Regions from separate parts of the Homo sapiens genome. Here regions 1 and 2 are each linked to region 3. The links are chromatin loops, found by intact Hi-C in ENCODE. Cell type or tissue: heart left ventricle. All regions are shown on one strand.

What was found. A loop is a pair of places that touch in the nucleus more often than their neighbours do. Peaks named below come from ENCODE experiments on the same cell type or tissue, not always from the same donor. Only the 100,000 strongest peaks of a DNase experiment are listed, where the experiment ranks them.
Region 1: it touches region 3 in a loop (9-fold over the local background); 106 of 110 quality-filtered maps call a loop at or near these places.
Region 2: a loop joins it to region 3, with 2.7 times the contacts of the local background. A loop is called at or near these places in 58 of 110 quality-filtered maps.

The regions. Positions count from the first base shown.
Region 1 is chr12:3,130,762-3,138,761 of GRCh38, forward strand. The region is part of intron 2 of TSPAN9 (tetraspanin 9); the gene reads left to right. Among named protein-coding and RNA genes, the nearest start is that of TSPAN9-IT1, 15 kb to the right of the region's middle. RefSeq lists enhancers at 2,342-2,636, 4,896-5,397, 5,398-5,897, 5,959-6,809. In heart left ventricle, a CTCF peak has its summit at 4,876 (motif pointing right); DNase peaks (open chromatin) are centred at 2,123, 2,490 and 6,630; H3K27ac peaks cover 3,218 bases.
Region 2 is chr12:3,207,691-3,215,690 of GRCh38, forward strand. The region is part of intron 3 of TSPAN9 (tetraspanin 9); the gene reads left to right. It also overlaps the pseudogene RPS27P3. Among named protein-coding and RNA genes, the nearest start is that of TSPAN9-IT1, 62 kb to the left of the region's middle. RefSeq lists an enhancer at 7,003-7,542. In heart left ventricle, a CTCF peak has its summit at 337; no DNase peak of the experiment used is centred here; H3K27ac peaks cover 3,029 bases.
Region 3 is chr12:3,270,766-3,278,765 of GRCh38, forward strand. TSPAN9 (tetraspanin 9) reads left to right here. Exons shown (of 9, transcript NM_006675.5): 4 at 7,656-7,847. Among named protein-coding and RNA genes, the nearest start is that of LINC02827, 26 kb to the right of the region's middle. In heart left ventricle, a CTCF peak has its summit at 4,865 (motif pointing left); DNase peaks (open chromatin) are centred at 4,117 and 4,866; H3K27ac peaks cover 5,451 bases.

The sequences.
Region 1 (8,000 bases), 140 kb before region 3:
GCTCTAAAAATGTGAGTTACTTCTATTTTTACCGGCAAACTTTATTTTTGCTGTTTTCCAGCCTTCTGTTTCTTTGCACATTTTCTTTTTTTGTGGCGACCTTGATTCCTTTAGGATCCCAGTGCTCTTGGATCACTCCCTTCTTGCTTCTAGCAAAGCCCACTCTCGGGAAGGGGTCTTACGTTGTAGCCGCATCGGATTTCAAGGGCAGAACCTTCAAGGTCGTTGGGGCCAGTGCCCGTGTGGTATTTGTTTTTGCTGAGCGGCTCTTTGCTGTGCTGCATCTCCTCGCCTCCTTTGACGGGGTACACACGCTCTACCTGCTGAGACAGTCTCCTCCATCTTTGTCATTTTCTCCACTTTTGGGGAAAAAAAAAAAGAAACCGGATGTTTATGGAGCCCTTTACGTGCCAGGAGCTGCTGGGCACAGTCATCTCATTTCATTGTCCCAGCCGGCCTTCGAGGTTGGTGGTGTTAATTGCAGTTTTTACCCAGGCACCGCGTGGTTGAGTAAATAGCCAGAGGTCACATGCAAGCAAGCGACAGTGGGACTTGGTTGAGCCTGGACATGCCGAAGCTGCGGCCCACGTTCTCTGCGCTGATGGTGGCGTACAGCAGCAGCCAGTTGCACAGGTGCTCCCATTAGGATCTCAGCCCCTGCACTTACTGGATGCCTGTGGGCCAGTTACCTACCTTCTCCAGCCTCATTTTCTTCACCCGAAACTGGGGGCAGTCCCATCTACCTCCTAGGGCTGTTGTGGGTATGAAGTGAGAAAATCCTCTAATGCTGATGAAAGCTTCTGGCCTGACCGTGGCAGGTGTGCAGGGAATGCTGGCTGTGATGTGTGCTGTGATGCTGGAGCTTGGCTTCCGGGAGGTTCCATACTCTGGGAACTTGCAGGACAGGTCCTGTCCTTGGACCCTCGTCGGATAGGCCCTCAGGTGTTTGTTACCAGGTATTGTGTCCTTCCCAAAGTCCTCGCAATTTTTTAAAAACATTTTTTTTCTTGTGGTAAAATACATACAAAATATATCATTATAACCATTTTAAAGTGTGTAATTCGATGGCATTTACTACGTTCACCGTGTTTGTAAAACCATCACCACTACTTGCTTCCATGGCTTCTTCATCACCCTGACTATGAATCCTGCACCCCTTACCTGTGACCCCCCAGGCCTCTCACCACTGGCAACCACTGATCTGCTTTCTATCTGTGGATTTGCCTCTCCTGGACATTTCGTGTAAATAGAATCATACAGTATGTGGCCTTCTGTGTCTGGCTTCCTGCACTTAGCGTATTTTCAAGGCTCACGCATGCTGTAGTGTGCATCAGTACTTCATTCTTTGTAAGGCTGAATACTACTCCATTATACCTATGTGCAATATTTTGTTTTTCTGTTCTTCTGTTGATGGACATTTGGGTTGTTTCCACCTTTGGGCTGTTGTAAATAGAGCTGCTATGAACATTCATGCACAAGCTTTTGTTTGGACACCTGTTTGCAATTCTTTTGAGCATATACCTAGGAGAAGAATTGCTGGATCATATGGTAATTCTATGTTTTAACATTTTGAGGAACAGCCAAACTGTTTTCCACAGCGGCTGTACCACTTTACATCCCTGCCGGCAACGCATGAGGGTTCCAATTTCTCCACATCCTTGCCAACACTTGTTATTTTCCTTTTTAAAAAAATTATGGCCATCCTAGATGTGAAGTGGTATCTTACTGTGCTTTGATTTGCATTCCCTGATGGACCATGACATGGAGCATTCTCCTTCAGTTCCCGCATTCCTGTTTTCTCCTGACCCGGTTTGAGTCTCTCCCACTGTTCTGTTCATGCTTCTCAACATGTGGCCCCATTTGTCTAGATCCTGTTTAAAACACCAGGCCCCAGGGCAGGCCTCCAGCTAGGTTGGGCGAAGCCTGGCGTGGACGACTCCCACTTCCCTGGTTCCAGATATTTGACTTTTTCCTATTCAGTCTCCTCTGAAAGGCGCCACCCCTCCCCAGCCCATGAAGCTTCCCAGGCTCAGGTTCTCCCATCCCTAGTGGACCGGTGGCTCTCAGCCTCATCGTCCCCACCGCCCGCCTGTCAGGTAGGTCAGGGTGAGGACAGGCGCCACCCTGAGGCCGCCACAGAGCTCCTCCCCGTCACCTTTGGGGCCATTAGGAAGCGGTCAGGTCCTGCCTCCTCCAGATTGTCTCGAGAGGCGTTGTAAGAGCCTCACTCCCCAACACCAGCAAGCTTGCTCCCTTGGAGTATGACTTGAAGGCACCATTTTATGTCTTTTGGGTGGGTTTACGGTTTCAGGCCTATTTCTAACTGGAATCAAAGACTGTCCCTCGGTGAAGGAATTTCAGGCACGAATGAGCAGATGCGTGAGGTATTTTGGGGGCAGAGAGTTTGTCCCTGTGCTCCAGAAACCACTCCACCATCTGCCTCCGTGCACAGGCCCCACCCATCCCGGAAAAAGAGGGGTCCTCTCCTCCCACTTCAGGGCTCTGTCCCGGGAGGCCTGGTCTGTCTCACCAGGCACTTCCTACAAGTACACAGTTTGGTCATCTGCCAGCAGTCTGTCTGTCTAAAGTGTTTATTTACTTTAAAATAAGACTCAATTATTATATAATTTTTTTTTGCTGTAAAAAATAAAATAACATAAAAGTATCAGTAAAATGTGAGGCCCCATTCCTATGCCCCTCTCCCAGCCCCAGGGACCCTCCCAGGGGAAATCACAGGAGAGCCTTGGTATGTATTCAGAATCCTTCCAGGCCTTTCATTCCAATGCAGTCATCTTCCCCCCACCCTCATCTAAGGGCAGCTCCAAAACAGACAACACCAGCAGGCTGAGTGTACCAAAGAAAACAAGGTCAGTGCCCTAAAATGATGCTGCTTGAAGTTGGATGAGCAGGTGGTTTTTTTCTCCCCAGGTGGCTCTGCTCAACTCTGGTGTGCAAACTTGAATAAGGGGTGACTGGGGAAGGAAACCAGAGTGCAGAGGGTGGAGGTTTCCAAAGAAACAGGTCCTGTGAAAATGGATGGATGACGGGGAGGAGAGGAAATTGGCATTAGCATCACCTCTTGATCACCCACCATGGCACGGGGTAATGGCCAGACAGCCACCCAGGCGCAGTTTCTAGCTTGACACTGGCTTTGCATCTTTTGGTGAAGGTAAGTTATTGAACCCCCCTGGGTCTCAGTTTCTTTGATTATAAACAGGGTCAGCGCTTAGGGCTGTTGTGAGGGACTGATTCTTGGAACAGCCCCTTAGAAGGTGTGTAATGTAAGGGTTGCCGTCCCGATCTTGCAGGGTGTCAGGCTCCAGGCTGGTGCTTTGCTTCCTGTGTCAGCTCAGCATGGATGCTTGGCCTTCCTCGTCAGCCTTTCCCGCCGTGGACTGTGGCTAAAGCAGAGCTCAGTAGGTCGCATTGCTAAAAACAGGCACCCCACTCCCAGGATTTGGGTGTTTAGTGTGTTTTTACTGTGTGAATGAATGGGTGATGGGTTGAGACTTTCTCCTCTCCGAAGATGAGAGTATTGTGGGAACAGTTACACAATTAAAGGTCACTGGCACTTTAGCAGGAATTAGTGTCATAGAGATTTTGACCTGAAAGGGACCCGAGATGATCATTCATTGTATAAATGGGGAACTTTGAAGGTTCAAGGAGGGAAGAAACTTGCCAGTCATGTCATACAGCCAGTTAGGGGATGGTCAAGGCTGGAGCCCAGCTCCCCTCATTCTGTCTGTCCTGCCTCATATCTGCAAGGGTCTGCTTGCCTCCGCTCGGGGCTGCTGCTTTGGGGTGGAAGGTCGCTTGGGTCAGAGGGCCTTGGGTCACAGGCAGATGGGCCCTCTGGAGGGATGGAGGGAAGTTTGGGGACAGTGGCATGGCCGATGGCTGTTTGGGGCGCCCAACTTCTGAGACAGAAGGCGGGAAGCATTTGGGGCCCTGGGATCCAGTTTGGTCAGGCCTGGAGAGCCAGCTGCTCTGCTGGTGAATGTGACTGTGAGCTGAGAGCAGGGGCTAGCTCTGCTGGGGAAGGTGGACGTATAGTCAGGCGATCACAGTCCAGGGTGGATGAGGGTGATGGCGTGCAGCGTGGAAGAGGCAGTGACGTTTGTACAGGCACATCATCCATGTATAGAAGGGAGGAAGAAGAACAATGTGGGGAAAAGCATGGCAAACGCAGGGGCTGGCTAGCTGTGGAGGACATGGGGGAGTAGGGGAGAGACCACTCGGAGGTGCCTGCAGTCAGGGCTGGCATCTTGTTTGCCTGTTCCTTCTCAGTGCCTAGGCACTGCATTGCTTTAGAGTTGGGGCAACACTATTAATTGATTGATTGACAGGGTTTTGCTCTGTCACCCAAGCTAGAGTGCAGTGTCACGATCGGAGCTCACTGCAGCCTCGAACCTCCTGTGCTCAAGCAATCCTCCCACCTTGGCCTCCTGAGTAGCTGGTACCACTGATGCACTCCACCACACCTGGCTAAATTTTAAATTTGATTTGTAAAGATGGGGTCTCACTGTGTTGCTCAGGCTGGTCTGGAACTCCTGGCATCAAGTGATCCTCCTGTCTTGGCCTCCCAAAGTGCTGGGATTACAGGAGCGAGCCACTGTGCCCGGCCACCACGTTTTTATTTGTTACAGGGGTGTATGAGGCACACTCCTTCCTTAATCCCTGGGAGGATAGGCAGCAGGCTTTTGGTGTTCTGTGGGTTTTTGACACGTTTTCTCCTTCTTACACCCTCTGCTTCCTGCTAGGTTCTGCCTCAGCCAGCTCATCATTCAGCCCTGGTCCAGGCCTGCAGGGTTGAGGGGCTGTGGCCCTGAGGCTTGCTTGGTGGCCTTCTGGCTTGTTGCTGTTCTTACTGATGTTGACCACTAGATGGCAGCAGGAAACCTATCAATTTCTCCCCCAGGTCCATCGTATTCAAGTCAAGCCCTTTGGTCTGGGTGGATCAGCCATCGCCCCTTGATGGCATGGGGACTCAAATTCCACATCTCACTGATTCCAGGATGGGTCTGAGGAAAGGCTGGGATGAAGCCGAGGCAGCCCTCTCAGACGTACCCTGTGTCCAACTCTCCTGTGACATTCTTGAGAAGCGGCTGTCTCAGCTCAGGTAGTCCCAGGGTTGGGAGATACCCTTTTAGTAGAGTTCCCACCATTGGGAAAATCTTTGCCACGTGTGCTGGCTGGGTTTTCAGTGTCTTAAAGGGTCCAGAAGCCGAGACCCAGTGTCCCCGAGGAAAGTCCTGTTGCTCCCCGAGGAGTCCCCAGCTTGGTAGCCTGTGCAGTTACTGAGGGCACTGTGGTGGTGGGACACAGTGCTCCTGGCCTGGGAGGGACAACAGCGTAAGAGCAAGGGCATGCTGCACATCAGCAGTGACGTGCAGTGACAGCAAACATGTAGGAAGCACTTCGTGAGCCAGGGATGCCCTGACTCCTTTGCTTACATTTATTGGTTTCCTCCTCTTTGAGGGGCAGCCCTGAATCCCTCCTAATCAGGTGCAGCTGAGCGGGGCCTTGAATGCAGGCAGGCTGGCTCCAGAGTCCCGGGATAAGTCACGCACCACTCATCGTGGGCATTCTTAAGCCTTTGCGTGGGGCTCGACAGTTTGTGTTACAGTTCACGTGGCTCTTCCTCAAATGCCTTGTCTCATTGATCTCCCCCACAGCCCCTGTGTCAGGTACTGGGGGATCCTCTTTTTTGCAGATGAGGAAATTGAGGCTCAGAGAAGTGAAGGATGCCTCCAGCATTGCAAAGACAGGACACCAAACCCTGTCATTAGATTCTGAGTCGGGGTGGCTCTCCTTTTGTCGTGAAGCGGGTTTGCATGAGTAGGGTTGGAAGGAGGGAGAGGAGCCCTCAGATGCCTGAGGTCAGGGCAACTGTCAGAAAATCTATTCTGTTCCCAAACCCTCTGTAAGAGGAACACATGTTCAGGTGCCCGTGGGAAGCTGAAGCTCCTGCCCAGCCAGTAAGTAAACAGGAGCTGGAGGGAGAGAGTGTGCGAGAATGAGGAGGTGGTGACCGCAGCCATCCGCTCCCGCCATAGTGTACCCCTCAGCTGGAGGCAGGGGTGGGGGGCACATTGGCTGGGGACCCCTCTAAGGCAGGGCTGGAGAAACAGCCCCCACTGTGCACTGTGGAGCCGCCAGGTGGTCCCAGCTGCCAGAACCCCTGCCCCGTCCAGTCCTGCTGTGAAGGCTTCGGGTGTGGAAGGGCATTGTGTGCTTGTGGTGGGATCTGAATCCCAGTTGGCCTGTGGAGCTACCACTGCTACTCTGGGATCAACTGAGGCAGGGGACTGCGGCCGGGACCCTCTTTCCAATTGGACCTTCTCAGGGGCAGGACCTTCCAAACTAAGGGGCAGCAGTGGATGGCTCCTGGGCTCCTTGTCGTCTCCTCTCTGGGATGGGTGTTCTTGAGGCCTTGGGCTTCCGCCCCCATCCCACCCTCTCTGGGGTGTGGACACAGGGCCCACTTGGGCATGTCAGCTTCCCTGGAGCTCCCGCAGCTGGGCCCTGCCCACGTTTCCCCGGGCCACGCTCTCCTGGCTGCCCCAGGCCTCACCACTCTCTCACTGGAACACATAAGTGCCTGCCCCTGGAGCCCAGGCCACTGTCCTGACTCCTCGCCCTTCCCAGAGCCCCGCCTCCTGCTGCCTGCCTCCCATGTGGCTTCACATCCTGCGGGTTTTTCCAGCTGACACAGCCCTTGTAGATACATACTCTGCTCTGGGCACCCCACATCCATGCCAGGCCCAGATTTGGGCCCCAAGGGAGTGCTACCCCCTGGGTTGCAGTTCAAAGGCTTCTGCTTTCCAGCCAGATGGAGGAGGGCTCTATCCCAGGCTCCAACATCCTGCTTGGCTCATCTCCCCCACCCCCTGCTCCAGCTGCGTCCTCCCTGTTGTGCTCCTGGCAGTAGGTTTGCTGAGAGGGAAGGGGGATTCCTTTCCTCTTGGCCTCTCCTCTCTCTGTTACATCAGCCTACAGCCCAGTACCCCTGGGCTCTGCCAAGGGAGGGCTTTTTCTTTTTTTCTAGGGGAAATAATTCCACCTCTTGTCACACGGATTTCTGCATGCAGCTCTTCAGGGGCTTGACTTCCTTCCCTCGTCCTATCCCAGGCCCCTTGAAGCTCAAGAGAGGGGCAGCTTTGTTTCCTTAAACAGGGGCTGCTGCTGGCTTTGAGCCTCCGAGGAAGGTCGTGTGAGGAGTCGGGTGTCTGGGTCCCGCTGTCCCCCTCACTGGCTGTGTGACCCCAGGACCATCCTTGCCTTCTCTGGGCCTCAGCACTCCCTTCAGGAGCCTAGGACTGCATTTGTCGTCCATGGGTGGTGAGGGGGCAGTGCCCAGCGGTGCCCGTTCTGGAATGGAGGGCTCTGCCCGTGGGTTTGGTAGTGTGATTTTTCCACCCCTGGGCTGGCCCCTCTGCCTGGGGCGGGTGTAGCTGGCACACCTGTTAGGAATGAGGCATCTCCTTAGTGCCAGGGAGACGAGAGCCCTGGGGCTGGCTGGGAAGTGCAGGGCCCAGCTGAGAAGGAGAGCGAGCTCAGTCTCCTCACTGCGGGTCATTCACCACCTCCCGGAGTCGGTTAGAGGAGGGGGCTAGTCCAGGGTGAATTGGTGGGATGGGAAGAGGCCCCAGTGCCCAGCTCTGCCCAGTCCTGTCTCCTCGCTGGGCTCTCTCCTCCCGTTTCTTTTTTTCTTTTTTTTGAGACAGGGCCTCGTGCTGTCACCCAGGCAGGAGTGCAGTGGGGTAGTCATGTGCAGCCTTCACCTCCTGGGCTCAAGTGATCCTCCCTCCTCAGACTCCCAAGTATTTGGTGTCTGGGACTATAGGCACGTGCCACCATATCCGCCATACAAAAAAAAAAAAAGGACTTTTTTTTCCTTTTTTTGTATTTTTGTAGAGATGGGGTTTCGTCATGTTGGCCAGGCTTGTCCCAAAGTCGTGGGCTCAAGTGATTCGCCCACCTTAGCCTCCCAAAGTGAG
Region 2 (8,000 bases), 63 kb before region 3:
AGGGGAGGCTGCAGGATTTCAAATCTCCCTTGCAGTGGCTAGCTCACTGCGTCAGGACCACGCAGAGAGGCCCTGTTTTAGTGGCTGGTGGGGGGTGGGTGACCGGCCAAGGAGGAGAGGGACAGGGCCCTGCTTTCAGGTAGCTTTCTTTCCACTCCAGGGGTTCTTCACTAGAGTGGATGTTCGCATCAGCCAGGCAGCTTTTACATGAACAAAGCCCCTCCTGAGTGGGCGCCTCCAGAAGTGAGGGCTGTGTTTTGAAGGTATTCCTTTAACCTCTTGCTATCTGGTTTCCTCACCTTGGACTATACCACCTCTCCTGTAGGGCCGTGCTGAGGCCTGCAGGAGGTGCTGTGTGCATGATGCAGGTGTACTGCTCAGCAGGAGGCCTGGCGCCTTGGACTTCGTGCGCAGGAGCTGTGGTTGTTAGTATTACTGTCGCTCCTGCGGTGAGAGCGTATGAACAGGAAGTTAGGTGCCCACGGGTTGGAGTATGGACCGCTTGGATGACAATGCCAGGAAGGGCGGTTGGAGCCCTGGGAGGATCCCCAAGTGTCCCTCGGGCTGGGGATTGCTCTGAATGTCTTCGGGCCTTCGGGGTATATGGGAGAATGGGGGCAGCTGGGAGGGCCAGGGGGGTTTCTTGGAATGAGAGTTATAGGTAGGGAGAAGGCAGTGGAGAAGGATGTGGTCTCTGACCCCAAGGCCTGCAGCTGCACCTGCCATGCCTCTGGGCCTCCCAGAAGGGGCAGCTCCACATACTTCTTCTGCCTCCCTTTGTCCTAGGGGTGACAAGTGGGGCCTGGACCCAGCCAGCTGGGCTGGTGGTCACAGTGCGGGGCCCCCACAGGCCCTTTGGTGGATGTTGGATTCCACTGGGCAGCTTGGCTTGTGACCTGGGCTGACCAGGACACAGAGCACACAGGGCTCCAGGTCCGGGTCACTTTCCCAACCAGAAACACCGTCACCCAAAATAAGTGACAGTTGTAAAATACATCATATGTAAATTCACGTACTTAAAAAAATCATAAAACAAACGCCTGCCCACTTAGAAGCCTAGCTTATGAAATAGAGGACTTTCTATGCCCATGAGCCTCTGTGACCCCCAGCTTCTGCCTGAGAGAGCACCATTCTCTTTGAATCTTGTGTGAAGTGTACGCCACATGTATTGGCATTCTTAAACACGGCATCATTTAGTTTGACTGATTTTTCAACTTTTGGTAAACAGAATAGTTCTGGATGTAGTTTTAAAAATTCGGCGTTGTGCCAGGCGCAGGGGCTCATGCCTGTAATCCTAGCACTTTGGGAGGCCAAGGTGGGTGGATCACGAGGTCAGGAGTCCGAGACCAGCCTGGCCAACATAGTGAAACCCTGTCTCTACTAAAAATACAAAAATTAGTCGGGTGTGGTGGCGGGTGCCTGTAGTCCCAGCTAGTCAGGAGGCTGAGGCAGGAGAATCGCTTGAACCCGGGAGGTGGAGGTTGCAGTGAGCCAAGACCACACCATTGCACTGCAGCCTGGGCGACAGAGTGAGACTCCATCTCAAAAAAAAAAAAAAATAAAAAACTAAAAATTCAGCGTTGTGTTTCTGGATTCACGCACGTTGATAGTCGTGGCCATAGTGCACACCTTTCCATGGCTCTTGGTATTTCATTACATGAATGTGCTGCAGGTGTATTCTTCTGGTGATGAACATTTGGGTTATTTCCTCCTTTTTCTAAACAACACTTCTGTAAACATTCTCGTATAAGTCTTCTGGTGTACATGTGGAGGCGTTTCTTTAGGACAGTGCTTCTGGAAGTATCTGTGGTGGAGGACCATCTTTTAAGTTTTCAGTTCTCAGAGGTGGTCCTGCTGCATGTGACTAGTACACGGTTGAGAGCACACGTGACTCGCCTGACGAGCTCAGCTGTACCTGAGTGAGTCAGCTGATGGTGTGCTGGGATGTTCTGGCAATGTCAGATTGCTATAAACGTTTCTAAGCGTGGGCCGGGCGCGGTGGCTCACGCCTGTAATCCCAGCACTTTGGGAGGCCGAGGCGGGCGGATCACGAGGTCAGGAGATCGAGACCATCCTGGCTAACACGGTGAAACCCCGTCTCTACTAAAAATACAAAAAATTAGCCGGGCGCGGTGGTGGGCGCCTGTAGTCCCAGCTACTCGGGAGGCTGAGGCAGGAGAATGGCATGAACCCTGGAGGCAGAGCTTGCAGTGAGCCAAGATTGTGCCACTGCACTCCAGCCTGGGCGACAGAGTGAGACTCTGTCCCAAAAAAAAAAAAAAAAAAAAAAAAAAAATTAGCCGGGTGTGGTGGCGGGTGCCTGTAGTCCCAACTACTTGGGAGGCTGAGGCAGGAGAATGGCATCAACCCAGGAGGCCGAGCTTGCAGTAGCCGAGATCGCGCACTGCACTCCAGCCTGGGCAACAGAGCAAGACTCCGTCTCAAAAAAAAAAAAAAGAAAAAAAAGTTTCTAAGCATGAAGCAGTTCCATGGACCACACCTTGAGGAGCACTGCTCTGGGTATATAGGAGTGTAATGGCACCGTGGAGCTTCAGGATATGTACCTGCCACCTTTCCTAGATAATGCCAGATTGTTTTCCAGTGAGGATGTATCAGTGGACATTCCCACCAGTGGAGAGTCAATGGGGAATGGTTTTTGGCATTCTCCAGTACAGTGGATGTAAAATGCTATATTATAATGGTTTTAATTTGCATTTCTTTGATCACTAGTGGACATCTTTTCATATGTTCCTTAGCCATTCTTTCATCTTCTGTGAATGCATGTTTGTCTTTTGTTCATTTTTTATTGAGTTGCGTTTTTTCTAACAATTTTTAGGAGTTTTATTTATGTTTTGAATACTAATGTGTTAATTAAATGTATTGCAAACAGTATGTAGCTTCCAGTTTATAGTTTGTCTTTTCACTTTCTTCATGGGGTCTCTTGGTAAACAGAAATTCTTTATTGTAATGTAGTCAAATTTTCAGCCTCTTCTTTGTTAGACTGTACTTTTTATGTATTTAAGAAATACATGCTATCTCATGGATGTCTTTTTTTTTTTTTTTTTCCTTTTGAGGCAGGGTCTCACTCCTGTCAGCCAGGCTGGAGTGCAGTGGCACAATCATGGCTCACTGCAGCCTTGACTTCTCTAGGCTCAAGTGATCCTTCCATACCAGCCTCCTGAGTAGCTCAAACTATAGGCACGTGCTACCAAGCCTGGCTAATTTTTGTATTTTTTGTAAAGGTAGGGTTTCCCTATGTTGTCCAGGCTGGTCTCAACCTCCTGGGCTCAAGCAATCCTTCTGCCTCGGCCTTCCAAAGTGCTGGGATTACAGACGTGAGCCACGGCGCCCTGCTTCAGCTTTACAGCCTGGTAGTAAGACAGTGCTTGTCGCAACATAATCAGTGCCTGTGAATTGTTGAATGAATGAGTAAGTGACTGAAGATGAGTTCCTGGACTGATTTCTGGAAGCTTTTCTTTTTATATTTAAGTCCTTAGTATATTTGGAATTTATATTTGTATATAAGATAGGGCTCTGATTTTTCCTCCATAGCTCCATTGATTAACTAGTCCACCTTTCCCCACAGACCTGTACCGCCACCTGTGTTTCTGTGTATGCCTGGGTCTTTTCCACTGGACTGTTTGTCTATCCTGATGCCGCACTGTCTTCATTACTACAACTTTATAATAAGTCTCAATATCTGGTAGGGCAAATCCTTTCCTCTTACGCTTTTTCAAGAGTATTTTTGCTGTTCTTGGCCCTTTGTTCTTTTGCATACATTTCAGAATTAGTTTGTCTTGTTTCACCAAAAATCAGTCAGCCAGCCTCTTCCCCCAAACCCTTTTGATATTTTGGTTGACCTTTCATTGAATTCATTCATCATCTTAGGGAAAATTGCTGTCTTTTTTTTTTTTTTTTATCCAAAATGTGTTTATTGAGATGGTTTCCCACTCATCTTGACTCAGAGTGCTTTTAGTGCTGCTTCCTCCTGAAGGAACATCCTTCTGTAAGCCTTGCTTTTCCTCCTGTAGGCTGGCAGAGGACAGTGGAGCAGCCAACACACAAAACTACTGTTTGTGCATGGCTAAAGACCGTGGTGATTTTATAGCATCCTGGGCATTTCACATCCATGAAGTAGGAATTGGGGCTCTGCACCAGGCGTTTCTTCTTGTGTTTCCTCTTCTCCTCTTCTGGAGAGGGATGAAGGAGATCCTTTGCGAGAGGCATGTTCTCGTGTGCGTAGGTCGTCACCACCGGAAAGCAAAATTGCTGTCTTTGTATTTCTTTCTTTTATTTTTTGAGATATAATCTTTCTCCGTCACCCAGGCTGGAGTGCAGTGGCATGATCTCAGCTCATCGGAACCTCTGCCTCCCAGGTTCAAGCAATTCTTATGCCTCAGCCTCCCGAGTAGCTGGGATTACAGGTGTGTGCCACCATGCCTGGCTAATTTTTGTATTTTTAGTAGAGATGGGGCTTCGCTATGTTGCCCAGGCTGGTCTCGAACTTCTGACCTCGTGATCTGCCAGCCTCGGCCTCCCAAAGTGCTGGGATTACAGGCGTGAGCCACCATGACCGGCTTATCTTTATATTTCTATTCATGAATATGAATAGTATTCTACTTATCTATTTCTATTCATGAACATGGTATATTTCACCATACATTAGGTCTTCTTTAATGTTTTTCTGTAAAGTTTCATGAAGGTTTTATACATCTTATGTTATATAGAGACTTCTTTTTATATATTTTTTAAATTTTTAAATTTTTTGTAGAAACAGGGTCTCCCTGTGTTGTCCAGGCTGGTCTTGAACTCCTGGCCTTAAGCAATCCTGCCTTGGCTTCCAAAGTGCTGCGATTACAGGTGTGAGCCACTGCATCTAGCCTAGAGACTTCTGATCTTCCATGCTTTGCCACCCTCCCCCAGGGTTCAGCTGAGCTCTTGTGCACACGCACTGCAGACCTGATGAGGGAATGGGGCACCCAGAGGTGAGAGGATGGAGGAGCCCGCTAGCCAGCTAGTCTTCTAGTGGGTGCAGGTCAGGGGTGAGCACCAGGTATGGTGCTCAGTGCTCTTGCCTAGCAAGGGGGGCCTAGTGTCTGTGTTCATGTCCCGCACCTGCCATCTGTCTTCTGATCAGAACAGGGTTTGTAGAGGAGGCAGGCTCTCCAGGGACTATGAGAAGGGTGAAAAGGAGAGGGCTCGAGGATCTGGAGGATGGAAGATGTACAACGTGGGAGGATGCCTATCCGGTGAAGGGATTGTGGACAAGCAGAGGGAGTGGGGAGGGTGGAGAAGGAGAAGGCAGGAAAAACATGGTGATATTGGAAGCCAGAGAAAGGGGCTAATGCAAAGGGTGTCAAACAGATCTGTGGAGCGCTAGGAATTGCTTGGGTACAGCGGTGTGCTGGTTGCAGAAGACCCCTTTTAGCAATGGCACTTTGGATCATGCGGGGAAGGGCATTAAAGAACGCCAGGTGGAGGAAGGTCTGGAGGACATGGGACTGTGGCTGGGCGGGCAACCTGGGGAGTCTGTCTGCAGGGGTCTCTAAGCAAACGGCAGTTGCTGGCGGTGAGGATCCTGTGCCTTCTGTTCTCTGTACAGTGAGGGCGGGTGTGTTCTGAAGCCTCACTCTGCCCCCTGCCCTCTCAAGGGGGGCTTCCCCCGCTTGTTGGCAAGAGCTCATTGGACCCAAATCAGAGCGACAGCTTGTCAGGCCGATAAGCCTGGGCTCTGGGCAGGAGCTCTTTATGTCTGAGCCATTTAGGACACTCATCGTGACCAGTCCCTGGGGCTCAGAGGCCTGGTTGGGGAGGAGGTTCAGGGACCCTCAGGAGAGAGCAAGGGTGGAGGGAGGAATGCTGATGTGGTACTGAGTGCACGAGGTGCTCACTTTGTTCCCATTTATGGCAGCTAAAGAGAGCTGCAGCGAAGCCCCCCTCCCCCTTCCAGCCCCCCTTCACCTGTCCCTTTCTCAGCCTGCCTGCTGGGAGGAGGGGAGTCTGAAAAGTGCATATTTCACAAAAGCCACTCCGTAGAGGGCTGTGGGTCTTACTCAGGAGCTGTGGGAGGAATATTGACAAGATTCTCTGCATTGCCGATTAGCTTTCTGTCTTCCCACCTAAATGGAGACTTCTCACAACTTGGGGCAGGGAGGGGCTGGGCTGGGTGGCCACCCAAACAGCCTGCGGGATCCTGGGGTGCCTGGCCATGCATCCTGCATTTCCTCCCCACTCCTACAAATGCAGGTGTGCAGCTCTTCTTGGAAGATGCATGCCAGTTAACTCTCGCTTGTATCTGGGATCAAAGTGGCAGAGTGGAAAAGAGCAGGGAGTTGATCCCAGAGACCTGGGTTCTAGTCCCCGGCATGCTTGCTAACTAGCCGTGTGATCCTGGGCAAACTGCTTCTGTCTCTGGGCCTCAGTTTCCACATCTGGAAAATGATAGACTTGGACCAGCTCATCTCTGAGGTCTCTCTGGGCCCTGACATTCTGTGGTTGTATATGTTTCTTTTGTTCCCTTTGTCTTTTTTAAGGAGCTGATGATTATTGAGATATTTTATCTTCCTTATCCTCATAGTAGCGTCGGTAGAGTGATGGACCACGGATGAGTTTCTTCTGTCTCATAGGTGGTGACACTGAAAGGGGACTGCCTCACCTGGACTACGTGTGTGCTCAGTGTGCTGGAACTCACTGCCTGGACAAAGCTGCCCTAGATTTTGCCATTCCTGGAGCTCACAGGCCTGGAGTGAGCGGCTGCCTGCCGCGGGGCTGGGTCGGGACAGGAGCGCTGGGTTCCAGGGTGGACGAACTCCTGTTGGATTTGCCTCTTCGGACCTCCAGTTCCTTGCTTAGTGGTGGGGGGAGAATCTTCCCTGTTAGCCCATTTCCCACTTCAGGGTAGCAAGAAATGGAAGTCGTTTCTGGGCCTGGGCAGGAGATGGGGCCACAGCCACAGCAGTCAGTTGATTTGAACACGCCCTCCCCCCTGCAGGGGAGGGCCTTCACGCCCTCTAAGCAGGTAATGAGGGGGCGGGCTGCCGTATTAAGCACCCTGGCTACGCTGGGGAGAAGCTCTGCACCTTGTTTGACACACAGAACTGTCGCGGCTCCTTCCTATTGTTAGAAGCCTTAATTACTATTGTTCCAATTCCTCCCTCCAGCGATCGTCATTAGGAAGAGCGTTCTTGTTTCTTCCTCCTTCCCCCCATCCCCCTGAACACGTCTTCAGGGCTGTTCCCTGGCGCTGCCTGCCTCTCACCCGGCTCTACCCTGTTCACTGTGCCCTTCTACCCAGGGCAGCCCCTGACAGCCCACCTCCCTTATCCCCTGGCCCTGGCCTGCGCTCCCACCTGCTACCTCTTTAGGAAACAAACACATACCCTTCCCACCCCCATCCCCAAGTCTCCCCATTAAAACTCATGGCTCAAAGCCAGGGATGCTTTACCTTGTGTGTGGATTCAAGAACCTGTCCTACCCGCTTCTCTGGTGGTTGTGAGAATCCAAACCAAGAGAAGGGTGGTGCCTTAAACTGGAAAGTACTGCACACATTTAGGGGGTGTCCGTGCACCAGCGCCGCAGGCCATAGCTGGCTGGGGGAAGGCTTGGGCTACCCTGCTGCTCTGCCATTGACTCCCTGGGAGGATCTTTGACTTCAGCTTCTCCTCGGTAAGGTGGGAATCAAATCTTAATCAAACTTGCCTGGCCAACCTGGGAGCCTTGTCAGTGGGCTGCAATGGGATGGTGATCCTGAAAGTACTCTGAGGCCTAGGAAGGGTTCTGCTGATTGGAATCAGGATCGCCAGCTTATTTTTCTTTTCATGACTTCCTGTTGTTCTCTGTATCTATTTCCATCCCATCTCTCAGCCTTCCTAGAGGGCCCTAAAGCTGTGCAATGATTTGTTCCCTGGGGAATTTCTCCACCAGGCAGCCCCAAGTCATGTTGCTGGCTCCTGCAGTTGCCTGCTGAGGCACCCCAGCGTCTGACACCTGGGGAACCCCAC
Region 3 (8,000 bases):
TCCTTCATCGTGGACTCTTCCACCCCAATATACACTTCGGGATTTTAGATTGCAAGAGGTGTAGGTATTGTAACAGGACTCACTCTCAACTGCTAGGGGTTTTGGTCAATTGGGGAAGGGTTACAAAGTTGGCTGGAGAGAATTGACAGTCTTGAAACATAATTCAGGAGCTTTATAACTGCAGAGGCTTGCAGCCCCCAAACACGATGCCCCTTAAGTTTGGCCGTGGGTAGACATTCTCTCTTAGAACTGTCTCACATGGAGAATAACCCCATTCTGGTATAATCAAAATGTAACTGGGTTGTAGATATGCAAATGCTTTATGTAATGTTTATTTGGAGGAAAATTAGGCACAAAAATATGGGTGTCATCTCCCTGACACCTTTGTAAGTTGGTGAGATTAGGGGCTGCAAAGTGAAGGTATGAAGGTGAATTGGAGGCTTTGAGAGAAAGTGTGGGGTCCAACAGTAATGACCAAGGAATCATGCCATCTGGCTTGAAGTTATGCACCAGCTCAGTGTGAGACTAAACTGTGCTATGGCTGCCACTCAAGCCAATGGGGCCTTAGGCTGAATTACTAGAAGTATAGAGCTCAGAACGTAGGAGGGGAAGAGCTGGGTCCTACCATAGCTGGAGCCTAACTTTCAGTTTGAGACAGGCCTGTTTTACTTGTTCTTAGTGGGCTTCTTGGGCAAAACTAGGATTGATGCATGTTAGCCACAGGGAAGTAGATTCTTGCATTAATAAGAAAGAATTCCTGGCTGATTAGAGGTATGCAGAAAAAAAAAAAAAAAGAAGAATGGAGTGCATTGTGGGATGGTGAGCATTCAGCCCCTGGGAGACCCGTGTGGCTGCATCCCACCCCATGGTTCCAAGGTGCTGTGGTCCTCCTACCTGCTGGGTGACTTCAGCAAAGATGTGTCTGTGACTTTGTCCCTTCATTTCTCTCCATGCAGAATTGGAGGCATCGTCTGCTCTCTTGCCTTCCCTGCCCCTCCTGCCTCTCCCTTTATGGCTGTGAGAATGAATGAGCTGCGGGGGCCCTTGGAGGCAAGGGGTGTCTGAAATACAAAGCAGCGGCTGCGCTCCTGGCACCGATGTATTGTCTCTGCTCCCCATGATGAAGTTCTTGGCAGGTCGGCTTCTTCCAGAGCCAGGCAGGTTCATTACTAGCCAGCATGTCAGGCTGTGAAATTAAAGCTGTTTTGGTTTTTTTCTTTTTTAAAAATTCTCCACATCCACTAATTTATTAAATGCCATTAAATGTTGGGCCTGGCCTTGGCTCATAGAAACATTAGGGAGCACTCAGTCCTAGCATTTGAAAATTTCCTGCAAGCAAAAAGTGGATGAGGGTGTCAGGGGGGCCAGGTCAGGGGCCACCAGTGACATCTGATGCCAGAAGCCCAGGTGCCTTGTGGGGCTCTGCAGACACATGAGGCAGTGGGGATTAAAATAGGGCAGCAGAGGTGGGAGCAACCTGAGGGCACTGGGGGTTCCAGGAGTGGGGAAGACGGGGTGAAGAGGAGGCTGCTTTTTCAGGAGGATTTGCATGTCTGGGTCTGGTCCTGTTCCCCAGCTATGGCCCACTCAGGCCCCTCCATCCATCCCCATCATTCATTCATTTATTCATTCCTCCAGCAAATATTTATCTAGTAATCCAGGCATGTTCTGGGCCCTACAATGGAAGAAAAATGGATAAGACACAAACCTGGGTCCTGGAAGTGCATGTGTGTTTTTTTTTTTTTTCCCCAAAGTGCTGGGATTACAGGCATGAGCCACTGCGCCCGGCCGTGTGTGTGTGTTTAGTGAGGGTAGGCAGCAAGTCTACACAGAAGCCTGAGAGGTCCTAGGTGTGTCCTCTGCTGTGGGCCCGGCGCTGGCAGAGGAGTCATCCCTGGCGAGGGGCCGCTCCCACCAGTGGGAGACCGATGGGACCCATGAGATATGGGCAGTGGCTGCCCCTAGGATCTAAGCAGCATGGAAGTGGGTGGAGAAGCTCAGGACGGGGAAGCCCGAAGGGGGAATTGTGTCCCTCACCCCCAGAGAAATAGGATGCCTGCGTGAAACATACGTAACGACACGTGGCAGAAGCCTGTATTTAAACCACAGTCAGCATGGTTCAAACTGAAGACAAGGAAGACACCGTGGGGATATTAGCTAACTACAAGACTTAACAAATGAGGTGAGGCTGGAGTGTGGGCTCACTGTATGGCCATAGCCTGACTGGGCCTCAGTTTACCTGCTGCGCGTATTGTGGATGGGCCCCTGGTGACAAAGAAGATCCTGATACAGCCTGATGACTTGAGGCTTTTCTCTGTGCTGGGGGCCTGCACCCTTTCCCTCCTCCGGAGTCAGGGCACGGCCCAGACCAGATCGCCCTGTGGGATTTGAAGGCGTTGCCAGCCCTGCTCTAGGCTCTGCGGATTTAACCACAAAAACAACAGACCCAAATCCTGGCCCTCAAGGAGGCCATTGGCAAATGTAAGGATGGGATTCGTCTTCTCAAATTTGGATGTGGATTTGTTTGTAGCCCTGATTTGAAGTTATTTTGAAATGCCTTCGGCTGGGGAAGGGGCAGGGGAGGCTTGGTACTCAGGCTGGCCCCTGGACCTGCACCTGCTCCGGGGAGGGCATCAATCAGGCCTGGACCACACCAGGAGTGGCTGGTGACCTTCTGCGGGTTGGTGCTAGCATTGCCTGGGGCCCAATCCCCTGAGTCACCCTGCCTCACCCCAGATTGTCCCATCGTGGGCTAGATTATAGCTCAGTCATCTCAGCTGAGACAAACCCCTGGTTTTGGAAGGGAATTTTCCCAAATGCCACCAGCTAAGCTCTCCGGCCCTGAGCTTTGGCTGTGCCACCACAGACAGGCCTTGCCTCCTTCCTGTGCTATGTGCTGGGCTCCCTCCACCAGAGGCGGCTCCCCTGCCCTGCACCTCCCTCTCCTGCTCCTGCCGCACCCTCTCCCTGCCCGCTGCACTGGCTTCAGAGGTCAGCTTCCTGACTTCCTGCCCTCCTGCCTGTGCGGGGCAGGCCTGGCTCACCAAGACTTCATGGCCAACCTGTCTCTGCCATCACCTCCTCCCTCCTGCCCTTGCTCCCTCCCCGATCTCAGCCCCGGCTGTCCCCAGCTCACCAGCTGGCATCTTTGGGCATATCGCTGTCATTGGCTCTCCCTTCCCCACCGCTGGAGGGAACACATCAGATTCTTTCTCCAATGGCTGTTCTCAAGATGTTGGCAGCCCAAGGGTGGGTGCCTGGCGTGGGGGGATAGGGTAGGGGGCGGGGTTTCTCAAACTCTATTGACAATTGGGGCCAGACAGTTCTTGACTGTGTGGACTGTCCTGTGCACTGCGGGGTGTTTGGCAGCACCCCTGGCCTCTACTCACCAGGTGCCAGGAGCAGCCCCTCCCATTGTGGCAACCAAAAACGTCCCCAGACATGCCACATGTTCCCTGGGGAGCAGAATTGCTCCTGATTGGGAACCACTGGGCTGAGGGCTGAGAGCACCATGTCTCAGACTCGGCTAAGACTGCGCCAGAGGGACCTAAGAAATGATCTCGTCCAAATCCCAAGTTTTAAAGGAAATTGGGCCTCCGAGAGCTAAAGAATCTTAAGGTCACACTAGGGAGCAGCATGATGAGAGGCATTTTAGGAAAAGAATCAGGCAGCTCTATGCAGGCTGGGCTGGAAACTAGAGGCCAGGGGCAGGGAGGGCAGTGGGGGCCGTGATCTGGACATGGGACCTGTGGCGAAGGCCCAGTGTTGGTGCCTGTCACCTGTCAGTCGGAGGTCCCCTGGGAGCAGGTAGTGAAGGCTTCTGCACCAAATGCCAGAAACCAAGGTTTTGTCCCAGCCCAGCAGTGTGACTGGGGACTTCCTTGTCCCCCCGCTTAGCTTCCTGGAAAATCGAGGCGTGACCTTTGTGTTTTCTTCTTGCCGGGAGGCTCTGTTAGTGTTGGGCCATCAGAAGATGGGAGCAGAGAGCTCATCTCGGCAGGAGCCCCTTGAGGATGGGAGCGTGGCAGTGGGGATGTGCGTGGCACCCGCTGTACTGCACAGGCCTCCTCACTGGGCAGACGTGCACCATGCGTGGAGTTGTGCCAGGCGGGAGCTGTGATGGAGGCAGGAACAGGTTTGAGGGCTTGGAGAGGAAGCCTTCCAGTCCAGACTGCGCCCCCGTAGGGTAGGCCGCAGATCTTTCCTGGGGGCCTGGAGGACTTTGGACAGGAAATGGGAAAGGAAGCAGATTTGGGGACAGGGCACCAGCTGTGTTCCCTGAGAGGTAGAAGGCTCCCAGGTGGGTCTGGCAAGACCAAATCAAAGGATGTGGAGTGTGAAGTCAGAGAACCAGTTTGAAGAGAGGTGACCAGGTCCTGGAGTTTCTGACCTAAGAGGTTTTCCTAGGTAGAGGTACCTGAGCATCCCAGCACTTATCCCAGGAGGGAAGTGGAGAGAGGGCTCGGAAGGGGCCCCCCGCTGCAGGTACACCCACAGTGGGAAACCGCTTCAGGAGAAGGCTGTGCTTTGAGAACTTTTCCAGGCCCGAGAAGGGTCCGGGCTCTGAGCTCTGGGGTCCTGCGTGTCTCCAGCTGCAGCGTGTGGGGGCGCCCTGCAGCTCCCCTGCAGCGAGTACCTGCGGCAGTGGGGTTTCCGCTTACTCATTCCAGGGTCTGGCTTTTAGAGCCATAAATCTTCAGCATGAAGATCATAAATTCTCCATGGTATGATTAATGAAAGAAAAATTGAGACGGCAGCATAGAAACTGACCAGATTGAAGAAAAGTCAGAGTGACTATTTGGATGAAAGTTTCAGCCATCGCTGGCGAACCCAGAGCTTCTGAACCAGCCTGGAGCGCCACCTAGTGGCCGTAGGCGGGGCTAGCCCCGTTCCCTGGCGAAGCTTTGTGATGGCCCAGTTGGGCGATGCTGTGGGTCTCAGTGTGCCCATTCTTTGGGAGCCCTGACGTGGTTCCATGTGGGGCTGCGCCAGGGGACAGGAGGCACAGGCCCACTCTCCACAGTGTGAAGGACCCAGGCAGCTGCTGGACGTAAATCATTCGGACCCCCCTGCAGCTCCTTGCACTGTCTCTTGGTTAGTAATACGTGGCGGTGTCTGTTCCTACCTTTTTCTTCATGCACACCTTTCTGGTTCCCCATTTATCAAAATCCTATTCATTCTTCAAAGCCCAGCAAGGCCTGTCAATGCCACCTTCAAAACATCTCAAATTGGACCATTTCTCACCGCTCCTCCGTAGCCTCCTGGTATGAGTCGTCCCCAGCTCTCAAGCTGGTCTGGCTCCTGGGAAGAAAGAGAGGCTCGCAATTAGGCAGGGTAGGGATGCCCACGGGAAGGTGAGGGGAGGGGACAGACGCCTCCCTGAGGAAGGGCATCTCCTTCTTATTCCTCCACAAACCCAAGCCTAATCACAGCAGCCTCCCAGTTGCTCTCCTGGCCTCCCTCGGGCCCTCCCGCGGTCGCTTCTCCAAACAGCAGCCAGAGTGATCTGCTGAAAACCTCAGTGAGATCATGTCACTCTCCAGCTCTGGGACCTTCCCGTCACACTGAGGACACTTGCACGTTTCCTTTACCTGCGAGGTCCCAGCTGGCCTGGCCCCCGGCCACCCCGCCTGCTTTGTCTCCTACCATGTGTCACCTCACTCACTGTTGTAGCACACGGCCAGCGTGCTCCTCCTTGGCTGGCCAGGCTCCTTCCCACTCCGGGGCTTTTGCACCTGCTGTTCTCTCTGTCTGGAACGTTCTTCCCCCAGATAGTTATGTTGCTCCCTCCCCCTGTTTATTTGGGTTTTTGCTTAAACACCACCTCTTCCAAGACACCTTCGCTGCCCACACCCTCCCCAGTTATTTTCTGGCTCTTTACATTGCCTTATTTTTCTTCGTGGCGCATGTCAGCAACTGCAGTTACGTCATTTGTTGCTTACATAAGGTCAGTGTCTCCTGTAAGAATCTACTCTTCGTGAAGGCAGGGTCTTTGCCAGTGAGGTGTACCACTGTCTCCCCAGCTTGGAGAACAGGGCCTGGCACTGAATACGCAGGTGTTCACTTGGGTTTGTGGAGGAATAAGCGAAGGAGATGCCCTTCCTCAGGGAGGCGTCTGTCCCCTCCCCTCACCTTCCCATGGGCATCCCTACCCTGCCTAATTGCGGGTTGCCCTGTCTCAGCCCTGAGCCTCTGTTTCTTCCCAGGAACCAGAGCAGCTTGAGAGCAGGGGCTGGGCTGATTCCTGGAGTCAGCATAGTCTGCACAGGCCCTGGCACAGAACAGCTGCCCGGGAAGTGCCTTTCCAGCAAGCAGTGCCCGGAGCTGGCCACCCACTTCACGTAGCTTATTCCAATCTAATTCTCACAGCAGTCCAATAGGAAGGGGATGATATTCTCACTCTGCATACGAGAGGTTTGCAAGCTCACACCACCAGGATAAGCTGGAGCCGGGAGTCCTGTTTGGGTCTGTGACTCCCAAGCCCTTACCACCTGCACTTTCACCCGGCATAGAATGTTCTCGTCCTCCATCTGCCCCTAGTCCACCCACCCTTTAGGGACTGCCTCCTTCAACTGGCTTCCATGACTGCGACAGTGATTGCCTCCTCTGAGCGCCCGTAGCGTTGACTGGGCACCAGTCCATCCCACCTGGGAGTGGTAGATTTTGCACTTTGATTGCTCCCATCCAGCCAGAACAGAGGCCCCTGGAAAACAGGTCTTTAAAGTGGTTGTAGCTTTTCTGGCATGGCACACTGCATGCTGTAGGCACTCAGTAAATACTGTTTCACTGATTGATTGGCTCCTCAGACTCAGCACACTTCCCATGAGCTGGCGGAGGGAGTCGGGGAGTGCCAGCTATATCGAGCATAAAATAAGACAGATGTGGAGATTTGCAGCCGGTGAAATGGAAGCTTCCCCAGGTGGAGCTGGTGGCGCCGGCAGCCCCAGGGGTGCTGTTGGGGAGAGTTGCTTTTCGGTTTGGGGGCCGATCATGCCAGAGGCCAGCTTATTGGATGGGTGGTGAAGGCAGCCGTGGACTCCCACGTCCCGCACACTGGCCAGGCCCCCAGCCAGCCGATGACTGCCTCCTTTCTCCATCTGTGGGAAATTGTTCTTCAGACTCCAGTGGACAAATGGCCCTTCGGGTCAGAGTAACAGGACACAGTCGCTGGAAGTTCTGGCTCCAAGAAACCCGACTCCGAGGGTCCCTTCCCACCTCCAGAGATGAAGTCTTTCTTGCTTTTCCTGACCCCAGTTCTCCCCTCTCACCAGGCCTCCGTCTTGGACACTGGGGCCTCTTCTCTATCATGCAGAGTAACCTAACCACTCACATGTGTCCAGTACCTTCCACGTATTTGTTACGCACTTTTGCCTCTGTGTGGTTTAATCCATCCTCAGAATGACCTGGGAGGCTCTTGAAACTGGCACAGTCTCCGTTGTCACATGGGGAGACTGAGGCACAGAGAGGCTAGGGGACTGTCTGGGTCACACAGCCGACATGCTTCGGGTCTGCAGCCCAACGGTAGTCCCGTTCTCACCTTGTCGGTTCTCACTTTGTCTGTGTCTCAGAGCATGGGGTGGGGACCTGCACTGTTCCCAGGTCCATGGACGAATGTGAGAGCAGCGCCAGGCTAATGGGCTTTCCTTCCTTTCCAGCTCTGTGGCTGTGGGCTGCTGGGAGTGGGCATCTGGCTCTCCGTGTCCCAAGGCAACTTTGCCACCTTCTCCCCCAGCTTCCCTTCGTTGTCTGCAGCCAACCTGGTCATTGCCATAGGCACCATTGTCATGGTGACGGGCTTCCTCGGCTGCCTGGGGGCCATCAAGGAAAACAAGTGCCTCCTCCTCAGCGTAAGTTCTGTCCAAATCCCCAGCCCCTCCAACTCCTGATCTCCTTGCACTTGGACCCCTGGGACAGGCAAGACCTGGAATATTAGCCACCTGGGTGTCCAACCTGAGCCCAGGGAAACTGCTTCTAGAACGTTCTAGGCTTGACCACACCCC